2 separate regions of the Homo sapiens genome follow, and region 2 is linked to region 1. Evidence: chromatin loops called from intact Hi-C (ENCODE). Cell type or tissue: HepG2. All regions are shown on one strand. Each heading gives the region's core, and the rest is flanking DNA. Links, peaks and the distances in the headings are about the cores only. Region 1 holds the start of HNF4A-AS1 (HNF4A antisense RNA 1). Region 2 holds the start of LINC01430 (long intergenic non-protein coding RNA 1430).

The links. A loop is a pair of places that touch in the nucleus more often than their neighbours do. Peaks named below come from ENCODE experiments on the same cell type or tissue, not always from the same donor. Only the 100,000 strongest peaks of a DNase experiment are listed, where the experiment ranks them.
Region 2: a loop joins it to region 1, with 2.9 times the contacts of the local background. A loop is called at or near these places in 16 of 110 quality-filtered maps.

Annotation. Positions count from the first base shown.
Region 1 is chr20:44,393,213-44,396,118 of GRCh38, forward strand. All of the region lies in intron 1 of HNF4A (hepatocyte nuclear factor 4 alpha), which reads left to right. HNF4A-AS1 (HNF4A antisense RNA 1) reads right to left here and starts at 2,450. Exons shown (of 3, transcript NR_172878.1): 1 at 2,241-2,450. In HepG2, for the core only: no CTCF peak of the experiment used is centred there; DNase peaks (open chromatin) are centred at 1,479 and 2,449; H3K4me3 peaks cover 2,415 bases.
Region 2 is chr20:44,448,173-44,451,078 of GRCh38, forward strand. It overlaps LINC01430 (long intergenic non-protein coding RNA 1430), which reads right to left and starts at 2,385. Exons shown (of 3, transcript NR_109893.1): 1 at 2,365-2,385; 2 at 1,788-1,918; 3 at 605-882. In HepG2, for the core only: a CTCF peak has its summit at 1,237 (motif pointing left); a DNase peak (open chromatin) is centred at 1,239.

The sequences.
Region 1 (2,906 bases), core at 163-2,662:
ATAAATTCAGGAACATAAACAGGAGGGATGAACATAAACAGGAGGACAGCAACACCCTCAGCCCAGATGTCATAAGCCACCTGGCAGGAGGCAGCCTGCGGAGAAGCTCCACCCACACAGATCCAAGTCCTCCTGGCTTCCTTCCTGATCATTCTCCAGACCATACTCTCTGCCCTACCTCCGGAGCCTTACAGTCAGCATCTCCCACAGTGCCCTGCTCTCTGCCCTTCTCCTGGCCATCTCTCACTGGCATCCCTGGAAGGGAAGGGTAGCCCTGGAGTTAGAGGCACAGACTCTAGAGACAGACTGCCCAAGTTCCAATTCCACTTCTTGTTTCTCATCAGCTGTGTGAGCATGGGTATATGGCTCAACCTCCCTGTGCCTCTGGTGTGTAAAAAATTGGTGAAAACATTGCCTACCTCCCAGAGTGGCTGGGAGGATCAAGGAAGTAACACATGCAAAGCTCCTAAAACAGCTGCATATCCAGTGGCCATGATGATCAATGTGTATATTTTGCTTCATTTCATTTTCATGACAACCCTGGAAGTTAAGTATTATAATTCCCAATTTACAGGTGAAGAAACTGAGGCTCAGAGAGGTGGAGAGAGTCAGGGCAGGGCTCTACATCTTTTTTTGTGATAGGGACTGGGCATCTGTCTTTAATTTTAAAAAATCTTTTTAAAAAATAGACACAGGGTCTCACTATGTTGCCCAGGCTGGTCTCAAACTCTTGGGCTCAAGTAATCCTCCCATCTCAGCCTCCCAAAGTGCTGATGCCTCCAGAGACAGGACGTGGCTGAGATGGATTATAACGTAGTCTCCGGTTTGCAGTGCCTGGCTGCTGGTCATATCCTCACAGGGCCCATGGGACACAGAGCCAGGTGCATTCCCCTGACTTGGGTCTTCCAATGGCTCTCAGGCACCTCTCTGCTTCCAGCCAGCCCTGGGAGGAGGGGGAGAACGGCATGGCAAGGCGTTTGCAGAGCCGTCTTGTTCACCAATGTCTTTCAAGACATTGCCCGGGTCCACAGAGAGCCCACCATTCATTCCCATGCTGGCTGGAGCCCCTGAATACCCGAGGTGACCTTCTGTCCTTGGACAAGTCACTTCCCCCTCTGATCTCCATCTCCCCATCTGTGCAATGAGGGGATGGGGCTGAATCAGTGGTTTTCCAACCCTCAAATAAAATATTAAGACTACATGTAAAAGGGAGTCGCTGGTTGAAGCTGGGCCTGTGGATGCATACCCTTGGCTCCTGGGAGCCTCGGAACCCAGCTTGAAAAACCCCAGCCCACATCCTCCTAAAGATTCTCCTGGCTCTGACACTGCAGAGTTCTAGAACCCCAAGCTCAAAGCTGCCGCTTCCCATCCCTGTTTGGAAAGCTCTCCCCCAGCTGCCTTTATCTCTCTTTGGTAACAGAGCAAATTTGCTCAGGACCCAGCACAGGGGGAACAAGCAGACTGTTGACTCTTGAGCAAAGCCTCTTCTTTGGAGAGCAGCCGAGGTGGCCGTGGGCTATGCGTTGGGAGGCCAGCGGCCTCTTGCATAACCCTGGAGGCCTCCTGCCCACCCAGGCCTTTTCAGGGTTAGGGGTGAGGAAAACCGCAAACTCATGCCCAGTTAATTTTTTAAGGCAAAATCAACAGGCTCAGCAATGATTAGCAGCTGGGTAAGTTGGTCTTAATCAGGCTAAGGACAGGGAGGGAGGAAGGAGGCCCAGGGATGGGGCCCAGTTATCAGTTAACCACATGAATGTTGCTTCCTTCCAAACCCACTGGCCTTCAGCCCCAAGCTCCCTCATCTTCCTCTCGGAAATACTCCTGTGACAAGCCAGTGGCCACCCATCATCGGGTGAACAAGCCAGTGGCCACCCATCATCGGGTGAACAAACACAATGCCACTCATGGTCTGTGATGAAGTAGAAAGTGCTCGTTGTTAAGACAAAGCTCACCCACCACCGCTGCGTGGACTTGAGCAAGTCCCTTTCACCCTCTGAGGCTCCGTGAGGGGCCCCAGGTCTGGGCCCCAAGTCTATGGTTCAGTCTGTGGCCAGCTGCCACTCCCCTGACGGCCTCAGTGTTTCCGTCCACTAAATGGGTGGGTTAGCCAAGGCATCTTTTCCAGTCTTGAAGCTTTGTGGGTGCCTGATTTGATTAAGCCACAGTGGCCTTTGCCGAGTGCAGAGGGTGGTATGAGTGGCATTTTAGGAGCTCAAGGAAGAGAAAGGGAGGGGACCTACCTGGTATCTGCCGTTGGTATCAGCAAGTGTCAGATCCCAGCTCCAGGAAGAGGGCTGTCCTCTCAGATGGGAGGCAGGGGTCCAGTGGGGTGGCTGTGGCTGCAGGGACAGCCTAGCAGAGCCTCTTGGTGGCCCAGACCCCCTGTCCCTGGACCTTGGAAGCCGCTAAAGGAAGCAGCAAGACCAGGCCAGCTGGTGGCTGCCTGGACTGGAGTTTGGTCAGTGGTTGGGGACCTATATTGTGAGATAGTTAGGACTTTGTCCACAAACTGGAATTTGAAATTTCAAAGGGGCAAAACTGAAGGGCCCTACCCCAGAGTAGAGATGGCTCTTGGCTTCTTTCCTCCACGACTTTTGTTCTTTGTCTTGATAAGTCCCAGTTTTCTCTGCACCTCTCCCGGAGTGGTGGGTGGGGAAGAAAAGATAGGAGATAATGGTGTGGTGAGCGCCAAGGGGAAGTGAAGATGCCAAGCAGCCCTGGGGTGGCCAGGCGTGTGGAGGATGCCCCTGCCCCTGCCTATACCCCGGGATAAGGTGCTTTACTTCTCAGGTCCTTGAGTTCCCCTGCAAGACTGAGGCAGTGAAACCACCAGCTCCAGTGCCTTAGAATTCCGAAGTCCTTTCAGGGATTCCAGGAGTCATGATGCAGGCAATGCGTAGAGGGGT
Region 2 (2,906 bases), core at 288-2,787, 55 kb after region 1:
AGGAGTTTGAACTTTATCCTGAGGGCAAAGGGGAGCCAGGGAAGGGTTTTAAGGGGCAGCAGAGTGGCACAATCTGCTTGGTAGTTTGGAAAGATGCCTCTGGCTCCTGTGTACGGGTTTGGAAGGAGGAGAGACAAGAGACAAGTCTGGAACAAGATCCCAGGTGAGAGAAGAGGCCTGAGTGAATGGGAGGTGGGCCCCAGAGAGACATTTCATTTACAGTGTGGGGAATGGACAGGGAGTTGGTGGCAGTGTGGGTTATACTGGTAACCTAGGAGCCCAGGACTCCTAGATTTTATGATTCTAAAATTCTTGGCCAGGCACAGTGGCTCATGCCTGTAATCCCAGTACTTTGCGAGGCCAAGGTGGGCAGATCACTTGAGGTCAGGAGTTTGAGACCAGCCTGGCCAACATTGTGAAACCCCGTCTCCACCAAAAACACAAAACAATTAGCCGGGCCTGGTAGTACATGCCTGTGATCCCTGCGACTCGGGAGGCTGAGGCAGGAGGATCCCTTGAACCCAGGAGGTGGAAGTTGCCCTGAGCCGAGATCGCGCCACTGCACTCCAGCCTGGTTGACAGATTGAGACTCCTTCTCAAAAAATAAAATAAAGTAAAATTCTCTGATTCTGTGTTCAACACTCCATCATTCTTCAACACAAAATGTTCAATGATATCACCATATGTGTAGGATGCCCAACCTTACCGCCCTCCATCCCTCCTTTCTGAGCTTCAGTTTTCCTTGTTTACAAAGTGAGGATCATTAACACTGTCCTTGCAAAGCAGCCGTGGGAGTGGGAGACGGTGTGTACTCAGCATCTGCACAGAAATGTGGTCCATCATGGCAGGCGTGTTTGTCTGGAAGTGCTCAACACACAGGCACTGTCAGGAAAGAGCCGGGTGTTGAGAGAACAAGACATCAGCAGGGAAGAGCAGGGCAGGCAAGGAAGAGCCTGGTCCTTGTCTGCTCCTGGAGACCTGGGCTGCTCTGGCCTCCCGGCTTCTGCCTGGGCATCTGATACCCAGATTTGGTTGTTTGCTTCCGGGTACCGACAAGTTTACATGTTGTTTGTGGAATTCCCCATTTCTGCAGCTGGCCAGAAACTCCCCTTTCCTGGTCTTAAACTCCCCCAAGGGCTACAGACACCAGCTGGGGGTAGCCAGGCAAGATCTGGTCTTCCCTGGACTGATCTAAGCCAGATCAAGTCCCAACCTGCTCACACTCTAGCGCCCCCTCTAGGTCACACTATAGGCATTCCCTTCTTAGACAACTAACTGTCCATTGGCTCCAGCAAGAGCAAGTCTTTGGAGACAGAACCCTCACTCCTCTCCCCAAAACACATGGTCTCCTGAACCACACCCAAGGTTTATGTGTCTCCTGCATTCTAATTTGCTTCTCACCAATGGTTCAGTTTTAATTCAGTCCAATCCACAAAACATCCATTGAAGCCGGGCATGGTGGCTCACACCTGTAATCCCAGCACTTTGGGAGGCCGAGACAGGTGGATCACTTGAGGCCAGGAGTTTAAGACCAGCCTGGCCAACATGGTCAAACCCCATCTCTACTAAAAACACAAAAATTAGCAGGGCGTAGTGGCGGGTGCCTGTAATCCCAGCTATTCGGGAGGCTGCAGTGGGAGAATCGCTTGAACCCGGGAGACAGAGGTTGCAGTGAGCTGAGATAGCTACACTGCACTCCAGCCTGGGTGACAGAACAAGACTCCACCTCAAAAAATAAAATAAAATAAAATAAAATAAATTGAACAACATAACTGTGACAGGCTTACCCGTTGCTTGGAGAAAGAGATGGGAGGCCAGCAGTGGTGGGCCTGAAGCTGCCAGTGCTTAGTGGATCAGGGTTGGGCTTAGGGTGTGAGGCCAGAGAGCTCAGTTCATTTCTTTGCACACAGTAGGGGCTCTGTAAACACCCGTGAAATTAAATCAAATTAGGAGTTTAAGTGACACAAGCTAGCATGTGCACCAACTATTTCCGGAAGGCGATGAGAGACCGGAGAGTGAGATGGCTTTCGGGGTGGGTGTTGGGGGGCTGGGTAGCTGGGGTCGGGGTGGGAGGAAGACCTACTTCTCATTTTATGCCCTTTTGTACCTTTTGAAATGTTTTACTTTCACCACATGCACACAGAGCAGAATCAATCAAACAAACAATCACAATTAAATAAACAATGCAGGGAGCCAGGCTGTCTCAGAGCTCCATGGCTTCATGCCTGCTCTTCCTGCTGGTGAGATACTGTTTCCCAGCTTTCTCCAACTGGGGAAGTACACGTCCTCCAAGAAGTACACAAATGTCCTGTCTTCTGGGGCCTGTTCCTGCCTCCCTGTGATGGTTCTTCTCTGCTTACCCACCTCATCCACACACGAGTGGTCCAATCTCCAACCCTGTCTGTCCTGCTCTGTGGCCTGGAGGCACCTGTGCCTTCTGACATCACAATACATTCAGCCAAGGGGAGGAATCGGCAGAGATAAAAGGGCAGGATGAGGGAGAACTGGGCATGTTTATGCCACCCCCAGCTCCCTCCCTGTTTTGCCTTAATTTTGGCAGTGGCTGAATTTCTCCATGGTCTTAACTCCTGTCTTAGCCTCACTTATATGGCTCCAGCTATCTCTGGGTCAAGTAACACCATTCTCTCTCTCACCTCTTTGGCCTTGGGGTGCTAACAGCTCCCCACTGTTGCCAGTCCCTGCATGCCTCACCTCTGCAAACACTTCCTTCATTAAGTTTGCTTCAGTTAAGCCAGTGGTTCACAATCTGGGGTGACTTTGCCCCCAGGGGACATTCGGTGATGTCTGGAGACACTTTAGGTTGTCATGACTGGTAGAGAAGATGCTACTGGCAGAGGCAACAGATAGTGCTAACCATCCTACTCCGCACAGGACATCCCCCACAA